Linked DNA regions of Homo sapiens: all the other regions are linked to region 3. The links are chromatin contacts, found by Hi-C or POLR2A ChIA-PET in ENCODE. All regions are on one chromosome and are shown on one strand. The core of a region is the stretch at or near the end of the contact, and the rest is flanking DNA. Distances in the headings are between cores, read along the strand shown. Region 1 overlaps PITPNM2 (phosphatidylinositol transfer protein membrane associated 2). Region 2 overlaps PITPNM2 (phosphatidylinositol transfer protein membrane associated 2). Region 3 holds the start of SNRNP35 (small nuclear ribonucleoprotein U11/U12 subunit 35).

The links. A loop is a pair of places that touch in the nucleus more often than their neighbours do. ChIA-PET counts read pairs that join two places held with the same protein, here RNA polymerase II (POLR2A). Pooled maps may share reads with other maps.
Region 1: POLR2A ChIA-PET joins it to region 3 with 12 read pairs in B cell. The contact joins the enhancer-like site here to the promoter of SNRNP35 in region 3. POLR2A ChIA-PET finds 5 or more read pairs at or near these places in 3 of 52 experiments (B cell, OCI-LY7 and activated T-cell).
Region 2: a pooled map shows a loop between it and region 3 (5-fold over the local background). The contact joins the enhancer-like site here to the promoter of SNRNP35 in region 3. A Hi-C loop is called at or near these places in 4 of 50 pooled maps. POLR2A ChIA-PET finds 5 or more read pairs at or near these places in 4 of 52 experiments (activated CD4-positive, alpha-beta T cell, activated CD8-positive, alpha-beta T cell, activated CD8-positive, alpha-beta memory T cell and 1 more).

Annotation. Positions count from the first base shown.
Region 1 is chr12:123,016,915-123,021,013 of GRCh38, reverse strand. All of the region lies in intron 3 of PITPNM2 (phosphatidylinositol transfer protein membrane associated 2), which reads left to right. Among named protein-coding and RNA genes, the nearest start is that of MIR4304, 8.2 kb to the right of the region's middle. Within about 2 kb of position 1,898, at least 2 of the 41 ENCODE cell types and tissues checked have a DNase peak (open chromatin) inside an H3K27ac peak, as active enhancers do.
Region 2 is chr12:123,073,800-123,077,661 of GRCh38, reverse strand. All of the region lies in intron 2 of PITPNM2 (phosphatidylinositol transfer protein membrane associated 2), which reads left to right. Among named protein-coding and RNA genes, the nearest start is that of PITPNM2-AS1, 5.7 kb to the left of the region's middle. Within about 2 kb of position 1,686, at least 17 of the 41 ENCODE cell types and tissues checked have a DNase peak (open chromatin) inside an H3K27ac peak, as active enhancers do.
Region 3 is chr12:123,455,708-123,459,558 of GRCh38, reverse strand. It overlaps SNRNP35 (small nuclear ribonucleoprotein U11/U12 subunit 35), which reads right to left and starts at 1,420. Exons shown (of 2, transcript NM_022717.4): 1 at 1,343-1,420. RefSeq lists enhancers at 1-866, 1,113-1,192, 867-1,733.

The DNA of each region.
Region 1 (4,099 bases), core at 649-3,148, 440 kb after region 3:
CTTGTCGCCTAGGCTGTAGTGCAATGGCATGATCTCAGCTCACTGCAACCTCTGCCTCCTAGGTTCAAAGATTCTCCTGCCTCAGCCTTCCAAGTAGCTGGGATTAGTGGCACCCACCACCACGCCTGGCTATTTTTTTTTATTATTGTTTTTAGTAGAGACAGGGTTTTGCCATGTTGGCCAGGCTAGTCTCGAACTCCTGACCTCAGGTGATCTGCCTGCCTCAGCCTCCCAAAGTGCTGGGATTACAGGCATGAACCACTGTGCCTCGCCCACTGACCACTTTCAACTGCAGCCCGGCCTCTCCCTTCTCTCCTTTGCCCTCAGCTACCAAGATTTCATGTTCATAAAGCCGCTAAGTACCTGGCCTACCTGCTGAGCACAGAGGCATCTCCTGCTGCTCCCGGAGCTGGGGGCCTCACCTCCTATCTAAACCCAGGAAAGAACACCCCTGTGGGCAGCTGCCCATGCCAGGGGATCTCCCATTCTCTATACATGTACCAGGACGTTCTTCCTGGGACCCAGATTAGATTGTGCTCCTCTCCTGCTTAAACCCTTTCCTTCCCTTAGCATCAAAACTGTGCTCCTTTTATGGCCGGGCACAGTGGCTCACTCCTGTAATCCCAGCACTTTGGGAGGCGGAGGCGGGCAGATCACTTGAGGTCAGGAGTGTGAGACCAGCCTGGTCAACATGGTGAAACCCCATCTCTACTAAAAATACAAAAATTAGCTGGGTGTGGTGGCGCGTGACTATAATCCCAGCTATTCGGGAGGCTGAGGTGGGAGAATCACTTGAACCTGGGAGGCGGAGGTTGCAGTGAGCCGAGATCATGCCATAGCACTCCAGCCTGGGTGACAGAGCCAGACTCTGTCTCATCTGTCTCAAAACAAATAAACAAACAAAAATAAAAAAATAAAAAAACTTTTGTGATATGGCTTCTGCCTAGCTCCCAGGCCCTTCCCTGCCACTTCCTGCCTCGCAGGCTACACCCAGGCAACTGAGTCCACACGCTTCCAGGGCTCCCTCTAGACACAGACCTTCAGCTCTGTCACCTGCCTCCCTACCCAGCATATCTGTCCTGTCCACCCCTGCCTGGTGAGTGCCTCCCCACCTCCCAGCTCCCCTGCAGGTCACTTTCCCTGACCCCCCTGAGGCTGAGTGAAGGCCTCCCCTCATGTCTTCTAATCACATGATAGTTGTTCTCTTTGGGGTAGGTCTTCCACGTACTCCAAGTCTGGAGCAGGGATGATTCTTCCCAAAGCAGACCAGCCTGGACAATGACATCTCTTTCTTCTACTTTCTGTGAACTCCTCTGGGTGAGGGCTGCACAGGCCCTCCACTGGGTGGGGGATTTTGCTATTTGGGGTTATTTCAGCTTTAACTATTTGGCTGATGGGGCTTGCGGCTTTCCTGGAGGGAGAGAGGAGCGCTTGCTCATTCTCAGAGACCCTGCTGCCTGGCAAGAGTCAGCTCATAGTGGTGTGCTGGAGCTGTGTCAGGGAGATGGCTGAGTGGCAGGGCCCTCATCGGCCTGGTGTTCTAAAGGTGGGGTGCTCTGAGCAGCCTGCAGACTTTTCTTTCCCAGTTTCATTCCTAATTCTTTTTCACTTTTTATTCAAGTGTTGTATATATACAGAAAAGTTTATGATTCATAAGTGTCTACCCTGATGGTCTTGCAAAAAGTGAATATGCCTGTGTAACCAGCACCAGGCCAAGCAACAGAACATTCTTCAGCAAACCCCTCAGGCCCCCTTGACCCACGGGATTTTGAAATAACTTGACAGCTACTTGAGCTATAATTCATACACCATATAATTCACCCACTTAAAGTGTACAGTTCAAAGGTTCTCGGTATATTCACAGAGTTGTGCAACCATCACCACTACCTAATTCCAGAGCACTTTCATCACCTCAAAAGAAACTTGTACCAGCCAGGCACGGTGGCTCATTCCTGTAATCCCAGCACTTTGGGAGGCCGAGGCAGGTGGATCACTTGGGGTCAAGAGTTTGAGATCAGCCTGGCCAACATGGCAAAACTCTTTCTCTACTAATAATATAAAAATTAGCCAAGCTTGGTGGCACACGCCTGTAATCCCAGCTACTTGGTCAGCTGAGGCAGGAGAATCACTTGAGCCTGGGAGGCAGAGGTTGCAGTGAGCTGAGATCTCGCCACTGCACTCCAGCCTGGGAGACAGAGTGAGACTCTGTCTCAAAAAAAAAAAAAAAAAAAGGAAAGGAAAGGAAAAAAAGAAAAGAAAAGAAAAAGAAAAAGGAACCTGTACCAGCCTGTAATGCCAAAGCTCTGGGTGGTTGAGACAGGAGAATTACTTGAGGCCAAGAGTTTGAGACAAGCCTGGGCAACATAGTGAGACTCCATTCTCTACAAAAGAAAATTTTTTAATTAGTTGAGCATGTCTGGGCGTAGTGGCTCATGCCTGTAATCCCAGAACTTTGGGAGGCCGAGGCAGGCGGATCACTTGGGGTCAGGAGTTTGAGACCCCAAACTCCTGGCCAACATGGCAAAACGCTGTCTTTACTAATAATACAAAAATTAGTCAGGCATGGTGGTGCACACCTGTAATCCCAGCTGCTTGGGAAGCTGAGGCAGGAGAATCGGTTGAACCTGGGAGGCGAAGGTTGCAATGAGCCTAGATCGTGCCACTGCACTCCAACCTGTGTGACAGAATGAGACTCTGTCTCAAAAAAAAAAAAAAAAAAAGAAAAGAAAAAAGAAAAGAAATTAAAAATTATTAAATTATTAAATTATTTTAAAAAATTAACCAGATGTGGTGGAATGGTCCTGTAGTCTCAGCTACTCAGGTGGTTGAGGTGAGAGGATCACTAGAGCCCAAGAGTTAGAGGTTACAACAAGCTGTGATCATGCCAGTGCCCTCCAGCCTGGGTGACAAAGCAAGAGGAAAGAGAGAAAGAGAAAGAGAGAGAGAGAGAGAGAGAAAAGAGGGAGGGAGGGAGGGAGGAAGGAAGGAAGGAAGGAAGGAAGGAAGGAAGGAAGGAAGGAAGGAAGGAAAAGTGAGAGAAAGGGAAGAAAGAAAAGAAAATGAAGGAAAGGAAAGGAGGGAGGGAGGAAGGGATGGATGGAGGGAGGGAGGGCCCTGCGCCCATTAGCATCACTCTTCATTTCCCCCATGTTCCCCAGCAGCAGGCCACCACTAATTCACTTTCTGTCTCTATATATTTTCCTTTTCTGTACTTTCCATGTAAATGGAATCACAGGATATGTGGTCCTTTGTGTCTGGCTTGTTTCACTTAATAGAATCTTTTCAAGGTTCATCCATGTTGTGGTATGTAGCATTACTTCATTCCTCTTTGTGACTGAATAATATTCTATTATTGTATGGATAGACCACATTTTATTCATTCATCTGTTGATGGACACTTGAGTTGTTTACAGCTTTTGACTAGTGTGAATAATACTGCAATGAACATTGGTGTACAGGTTTTTCTGTGAATACATGGCAGCAGCTGGTAGGGCTGGAGTCATCTGAAGGCTTGGTGTACAAGTATCTGTTCAAGTCTCTGTTTTCAGTTATTTTGGGTGCATACCCAGAAGTGGAATTGCTGGTCATATGGTAATGCTATGTTTAACTTTTTGAGAAAGTGCTAAACTTTTTTTTTTTTTTTTGAGATGGAGTCTCACTGTCACCCAGGCTAGAGTGCAGTGGCACAATCTCGGCTCACTGTGACCTCTGCCTCCTGGGTTCAAGCAATCTCCTGCCTCAGCCTCCCAAATAGCTGGGATTACAGGCATGCGCCACCACACACGACTAATTTTTGTATTTTTTTAGTAGAGACGGTGTTTCACCATGTTGGCCAGACTGGTGTCGAACTCCCGACTTCAAGTGATCCACCTGCCTCAGCCTCCCAAAGTGCTGGGATTACAGGAGTGAGCCACCATGCCTGCCCTGCTAAACTATTATCTTTTCTTTTTTTTTCTTTTTTTTTTTTTGAGATGGAGTCTCACTCTGTCGCCCAGGCTGGAGTGCAGTGGCACAATCTCGGCTTATTGCAACCTCCGCCTCCCAGGTTCAAGCGATTCTACTGCCTCAGCCTCCTGAGTAGCTGGGACTACAGGCACAC
Region 2 (3,862 bases), core at 437-2,936, 380 kb after region 3:
GGCCTCACCTGGCATGCTCAGAACTCAGAGGGGGCACAGCAGAGTTTGGGTGCGTGGAGTTCTCCTCTAGGGAGTCTGTGAGTAGCTCGACTCCTGCCTCCTGGTGCTTGGGTAGGTACAGCACTCCATTGTACTTCCATTTTCCACTGTGATTGCCACGGGGCATAGAAAATCTGCTTTCCTGGACTGTGGTTGGACCAAGGAAAGGGGAGGAAATTCAGAGGCATGCACGTGCGCCCTAGATGGGGCAGGGCTCTGGAGTGGTGATTGTTGGCCACACGTTGGCTGTCTCTCTGACCAATCCTTCATTATCTGAAAATGAGAGTTCAGTGAGGAAATGTTTTGTCCCTCTCCACCCCTGATAACAAGGGGTGTCCCTCCCCACCCCGATATCCCCCATAACCAAGATTTCCAAGAAGGTGGTGTAGGGAGGATCGTCTGCTGGCTGGCTTCAGGCAGAGCGGCCCTGCCAGTGTGTCTGTCTGGATAGCACCATCTGTTTGGGACAGCCCCTCGGCACAGTTTGGTCAGGCAGGATTTCAAGCCTGCTGCCCAGTGGGTCAACATTCTGCATCATTTCTTCCCCATCCCCAGTAGATGCATTCAGAATGACTCTTAAGTGGCTTTCCCAGAGGGAATCTGTGAGGCTAACCCCTCAGCAGCGCAGCCCGGGGAGACACACTCCGACCCATGCCCGGCACAGGCAGCTCCCACCGTGACCTCTGCTTCCTGTGCAGCAGGCAATGGAAAAAAGAACCCCTGGTTGTCAACAAGAACAGCTCCCGTGTTGATGGAAAGTGAGGGCCAAAGAAACCGGATTTAGCACCCAGTTCTTAGAAGTTATGGGTTTGAATGGTGTCTGAGAGTAACCCCTCTCTGATCTTTAAATAGGAAGTGTTACACCAAGTAGCCCTGTCTGACTCACCAGGGAGCTTCAGAGTTCAGGTACCAGGGAACCCATAGTCAACTCTGAAAGAGGCACTCAACTTGGAGGGCTGACTGCAGAGAAGTCTAGATGTTCCAGTATGTGTCTGTGTCTCAGGGTGCAGTGGGGATTGAGGGTGGGACCAGAATTGGCTCACAAAGTGAATAGTTGAATATAGGACTTCAGCCTCATGAGCACCTGATTGGATTCTGTTTTTTGTTTCAGCATTCTCTCTGTCAGATTGTTTTAATAACAGCATCAGAGCCTTGAAGGTGGCCTGAGACAGGACTCCCTGTGTGGTTCTGTGGTTGGGCATCTTTAAACTATGTTTATCTCCCCAAAGCCCTGTTTCTTTAAAACTGCCTTTGAGCCCCCCAGAGACCCTCAATTCTTGGTGCTTCTCTTTGAGCAATCAGATGGGTTACAACTGGGCAGGATGAGAGGAATGCTTTTGTGTCTGCACAGGTCTGTGCTGTTTCTTCCTCTGCTTTGGGGCTGGAGAATCACCCAGACCCTCCTGGCATCTGGGCGGTGTGCAGGCTTCTTAACAACATTACGGGCATCTGGATTCTGGTTGGTTGCTGGGAATTCTGATGGGTTTACGAGTTATGTGATGGGCGGGGAGGCCATGTGCTAGTTTTGTTTAGTTTGGTTTTGGTTTGCTAGTGAGCGGAAAATCTGATGTGACACCTTAAAGGCCAGCCCACAAGTGGCAGCACCTGATCGTCATCTCTGCTCTCAGCCTCTATGGGAGGCACCCGGCCCTGCCGTTGCTGCTGGGCTTCCTCTGCCCTGAGGGCTTTCGTGTGAGCTCAGGGCAATGCAAGTGTGTGTTCAGTTACCAAGCCCAAAAGTCAAAAGAACAGCCAGAGCCAAGCTGGCTTTTGAGGAGAGAGGCCGGCTCCTCCAGCCTGGCTGCATTTGCCTGAGGTAGATCGTGAGTGCTCTGCCCCAGCCTCTCCGCCCTCCTGTGTCCTTTCTCAGCGGCTGCTCTAAAGTATAACTTCACGTAGTGGTGACTTAACTTGAAAGGAGCCGCAGGGGGCGTGAGAGCAGCTTGGAGAGGTGGGAGCCTGGGCCGCCGATGGCTCCAGCCTGTGAAAGTGTGGAAAGCTCGTTCCAGGAAAATTGGAATAATCACCTCATTGGCTGGCTTTCAGGCGGTGAGTGGTTCTTTCTTTAATTTGACAGGAGCGCTGGGATTCAGGGAAGGGCGTGGTGGGAAGCCCTGTGGTTCAGACAGACCCCACGAAGCCAGTGAAGCTCCCAGGAGAAAGTCTGATTTATTTTTCCCTGGCCTGGCTTGCAGCATGGTGGAATCCACCACCCAGGCTGTGCTGGGCAGGACAGGCCGCTCTGATGCGGGTCAGAGATTCTGGGACTCAGAACATCTGCCTTGGCCCCCGCCCAGCCCGTGCCTAGCTTTGAAAAAGTCTGTTGGTGGTGTTGCATGATGACTTAAACTGCAGGAAGAGAGAAGCTCATGAACATTAAACTCTCCCCCAGTCTCTCTTGTGAGTTTCCTGAACACACACGTACTTATACATGCACATACACGCCTTTGCCCACAAGTGCACATATGCTTGCAGATACACACACACAGCCTCCCCACATGCACACTCACACAAATACATGTGCACATGCCATGCAGGCATGCACATGCAACTCACAAGCTCACACCCACATGCACGCACACACAAATATGTTTTCCCTGCCTGCTAGCAGGGGTGTACCTACCATTTGGCATTCTTCTCATGCTAACATGATCCCATGTAAACGGTTCCCAGGATTGTTAAGATCAGACAGCTGTCCTTTTTATGCATTGCTTTACAGCTCAGTGTCTCACCTGAGTGAGACAACTGTCCCTGTCCACTTCTGGAAAGAGCTGCCTCTGTTCCCTCTTTTCCTCCCTGGTGCTCTGTTGCATGGTCTGGTGTATTACAGGGATTGGCATGTTTGTGTCTGCAGGGGAGCCTCTGGGTGCTGGCTTTCTGTCCAGGGCTTCTGAGGGCCGCCAGCCCAAAGGGAAGGGATTCATCAGAGACTGATAAGCTTAGGGTGTACTGAGCTGTGAGGCCATATGTGTGTGTTTGTGTGTGTGTGTGGGTGGGTGGGTGTATGTGTAGGCATGTGTGTGTCTATGTGAGGTGTGTGATGTGTTTGCATATGCGTGTGTGGTGTGCTCATGTGGGGGGTGTATATGTGAGTGTGTGTTGTGTGCATATGGACATGTGTGTATTTATATGTGCATGTGTGGTATGTTGTGTGTGTGAGGTGTGTGTGCATGTGTGTGGCATGTATATGTGCCTGTGTGTGCCTATGGGGTATGTGAGAGTGTGTGCAGTGAATGTGAGTGTGGCATTTGTATTTGGGCATCTTTAACTTTGCATTCTGCTTCTCCCATTTTCTGCTTCAATTCCCAGAGCAGGGCTCAGCAAACTCCTTAACCTATGTCTGCACTGGGATCTTAAATCCACTTCACAGACACTTTCCCAAGTCTCATCTGATTTAACAGTTTGCAGCCACCCTAGAAGTACTTGGCGTTGCTCCCATTTTACAGATAAGTAGACCGAGTCTCGGAGGGTTGAGTAGCCTGCCTGTGAAGGCAGAACCAGAACTTGGATCCTTGGCTCTTTCACTCCTTCGCTCCCTCCCTCCCTCTGCCTCACTCATTAGTTATACATGCAACCTGCTCTGCACCGGGCATGGCTGCTGGGCTCTTGGCCTGAAGACTATATTCAGCCCTTGTCCTTCAGCGGGTGCTCAGTATGGGAGGAGGCCAAGGAGGTTGGGTGAGGAGAGCTGGGGGGTGCTCACTCTCCCTGCACTCCACGGCCACCCACCTTAGTTGTCTGAGAAGAGAAAAGGAAGGAATTAGAGAGAGGAAGGAGCAGGCAGCCTGGGGATGAGCTGGAGGAGAGCCCCCTGCATCTGCCC
Region 3 (3,851 bases), core at 171-2,670:
GCCTCAGCCTCCCAAAGTGCTGGGATTACAGGCGTGAACCACCGCGCCTGGGCCTCATTCTCATTTTACTCATCAACAGGGGATGAGAGCCGAAATGAATGGTGGGGGCCAGGGCGCGGTGGCTCATGCCTGTAATCCCAGCACTTTGGGAGGCCAAGGCGGGTGGATTATTTGAGGTCAGTAAATTTTGAGCTTCAGGATTCTTATTGTGAAATGTAGCTAAATGTCACTTCACTAGGTTTTTGTGAAGATTAGATCATATGGTGTCTATAAAAATGCATTACAATTATAAATTATTATACAAATTTAGAAAATTTTTGGCCAGGCACGCGCTGGCTCACGCCTGTAATACCAGCACTTTGAGAGGCCGAGGCTGGAGGATCGCTTGAGCCCAGAAATTCGAGACCAGCCTGGGCAACAAAGTGAGACCCCGTTTCAATCAATCAATCAATAATCAATTCTCCGGGCGTGGGGTCGCGCCTGTGGTCCCAGATACTTGAGAGGCTGAGGCGGGAGGACTGCTTGACCCGAAATGTCGACGCTGCAGTGAGCCGAGATCGCGCCACCGCTCTCCAGCCTGGGCGACTCCCTGTCTCTGGGGAAAAACAAAAAAATAAATGAAGCCTCTCCTTCCTGGGTCTTCGGGGTAAGACTCTGCCCCTCCTGGCCGGGCACGGTGGCTGACGGCTGTAATCCCAGCACTTTGGGAGGCCGAGGCGGGTGGATCACGAGGACAGGAGATCGAGACCATCCTGGCTAACATGGTGAAACCCCGTCTCCAGTAAAATACAAAAAATTAGCAGGGCGTGGTGGCGGGCGCCTGTAGTCTCAGCTACTCGGGAAGCTGAGGCAGTGGAATCGCTTGAACCCAGGAGGCGGAGGTTGCAGTGAACCGAGATCGCACCACTGCACTCCAGCCCGGGCGACAGAGCAAGACTGTCTCAAAAAGGAAAAAAAAAAAAAAAAGACTTTGCCCCTCCTGTGAAAAGCAAAACTGAAGGCGGAACCCACAGAGCCCTCCAGGGCATGCGCAGTGGGCCTCGGAGGCAAACACCTAAGTTTCTGTGGAAAAGCCTATCCTTCCCATCCAGCCTGCAGCCTGGCCGCCAACCCTCGAGGCCGCTCCCCCGCCCCTCTCCTTCTCTGGGGGCCGCAGGGAGTAAGGCGCCATCCTTCCAATCCAGCTCTCGTCCCCACTCCCCGCAACGCAACCCAGAATGTCGTCCCCTTTGCCAGGTTTCAACATGGCGCCCCACACAAGCGCGGGCACAGCGTCTGGGCCGCACTCCCTCTTCCTTCTCTCCGGCGTGGGGCCCGCTCCTTCCAAGCCGCTTCCACTCACCTCTGCAAAGCTTGGGCTCCCTTCCGACGGAGACAGGCGAGCAGCTGCAGGCGACAGCAGATTCTCCGCGCCGGCCTCGGCCTGACCTTTACATTGGTAGCAGCAGATTCGCCGCCGACGCTCGTTTCCTGTTTGTTTTACCTTTAAAATTTTACTCCCACGCAACGAGGGTGTTATCATCTCCGAAGACAATAAGCTAAAAAAAAATTTTTTTAAGAGAAAAATTGCTAATTCAACAACTAAGTTGAAAGAAAGACTATCGAATATGCAGTTACCTGGGACATTTTACTTTATTATTTATTTATTCTTATTTATTATTTTTTCTTGAGACGGAGACTCCCTCTGTCGCCCAGGCTGGAGTGCAGTGGTGCGAACTCGGCTCACTGCAACCTCCGCCTCCCGGGTTCAAGTGATTTTCCTGCCTCAGCCTCCCGCGTAGCTGGGATTACTGGCGCCCGCCACCACGCCCGGCTATTTTTTGTATTTTTAGTAGAGACAGGGTTTTGCCATGTTGGCCAGGCTGGTCTCGAACTTCTGACCTCAAGTGATCCGCCCGCCTCGGCCTCCCAAAGTGCTGGGATTACAGGCGTGAGCCATCGCGCCCGGCCCCAATTTCTTTATAAAAAAAAAAAAAAAAAAAAAGGCCAGGTGGCATGCCTCACGCCTGTAATCCCAGCACTTCGGGAGGCCGAGGCGGGCGGATCACCTGAGGTTCGGAGTTCGAGACCAGCCTGAGCAACATGGAGAAACCCCTTCTCTACTAAAAATACAAAATTAGCTGGACATGGTGTCATGTGCCTGTAATCCCAGCCACTCAGGAGGCTGAGGCAGGAGAATCACTTGAACCCGGGAGGCAGAGGTTTCGATGAACTGAGATGGTGCCATTGCACTCCAGCCTGAACAACAAGAGTGAAAGTCCGTCTCAAAAAAAAGAAAAATCTATAGCTTAAAATTTTATGTTTGAAAATATATGGTAGCCACTGTCAGTGGAGGCCATCTGCAGTTTCAGCTACTAGGGAGGCTGAGTCGTGAGGCTTGAGGCCAGGAGTTCAAGTTCAGCCTGTCAGCCTGGGCAACAGAGCAAGACCCCTATGTTGTTGTTTGTTTGTTTGTTTTTGTTTTGTTTTGTTTGAGACAGAGTTTCACTCTTGTTGCCCATATTGGAGTGCAATGGCACGATCTCGGCTGACCGCAACCTCCGCCTCCCAGGTTCAAGCAATTCTCCTGACAGCCTTCCGAGTAGCTGGGATTACAGGCATGTGCCACCATGCCCGGCTAATTTTGTATTTTTAGTAGAGATGGGGTTTCTCCATGTTGGTCAGGCTGGTCTTGAACTCCCGATCTCAAGTGATCTGCCTGCCTTGGCCTCCCAAAGTGCTGGGATTACAGGCGTGAGCCACCACACCTGGCTGACCCCTATGCTTTTAAACACACACACACACACACACACACACACACACACACACACACACACACACACGTGGTATGTACAGTACATGCAATGGAATACTATTTCTCCTTAAAAAGAAATGAAATTCTAATTGCTACAACATCATGAATGAACGTAGTTCATGGATGAACCATGCTAAGTGAAAGAAGCATAAGGACAAATACTGTATGGTTCCACTTATATGAGGGACCTAGGATAGTCAAATTCATGGTTGGAAAGTACAGCAGTGGTTATCAGGGGCTGCTGTGGGTGTTAGGAAGATGGCGAGGTATTGTTTAACAGATACAGAGGTTCAATTTGAGATGATGAAGAAGTTCTGGAAATAGATAGTACAGATGGTTTCACAACAATGTGAATCTACCTAATGTTATTTAATAGTTAAAACAGACTGGCCGGGCGAGGAGGCTAAGGCCTGTAATCCCAGCACACTGGGAGGCCAAGTTGGGAGGATCACGAGGTGAGGAGATCAAGACCAGCCTGGCCAACATAGTGAAACCGCATCTCTACTAAAAATACAAAAATTAGCTGGGTGTGCTGGCGGGCACCTGTAATCCCAGCTACTTGGGAGGCTGAGGCAGGAGAATAGCTTGAACCTGGGAGTCAGAGGTTGCAGTGAGCCGAGATTGCGCCATGGTACTCCAGCCTAGGCGACACAGCGAGACTGCATCTCAAAAAAAAAAAAAAAAAAAAAAAAAAGAACCAGGCACGTTGGCTTACGCCTATAATCTCAGCACTTTGGGAGACCAAGGAAGGCAGATTACTTGAGGCCAGAAGTTCAAGACCAGCCACGCCAACATGGTGAAACCCCATCTCTACTAAAAATACAAAAATTAGCCAGGTGTCATAGCGCGTGCCTGTAATCCCAGCTACTCAGGAAGCTGAGGCAGGAGAATCACTTGAACCCAGGAGGCGGAGGTTGCAGTGAGCCAAGATCACGCCACTGCACTCCAGCCTGGGCGACAGAGCAAACTCCGTCTCAAAAATAAATAAATAAATAAATGAAAGTACAGTGGAAAAGGTAAATTTTATGTTACACATACATTAAAATGTCTGTGTACC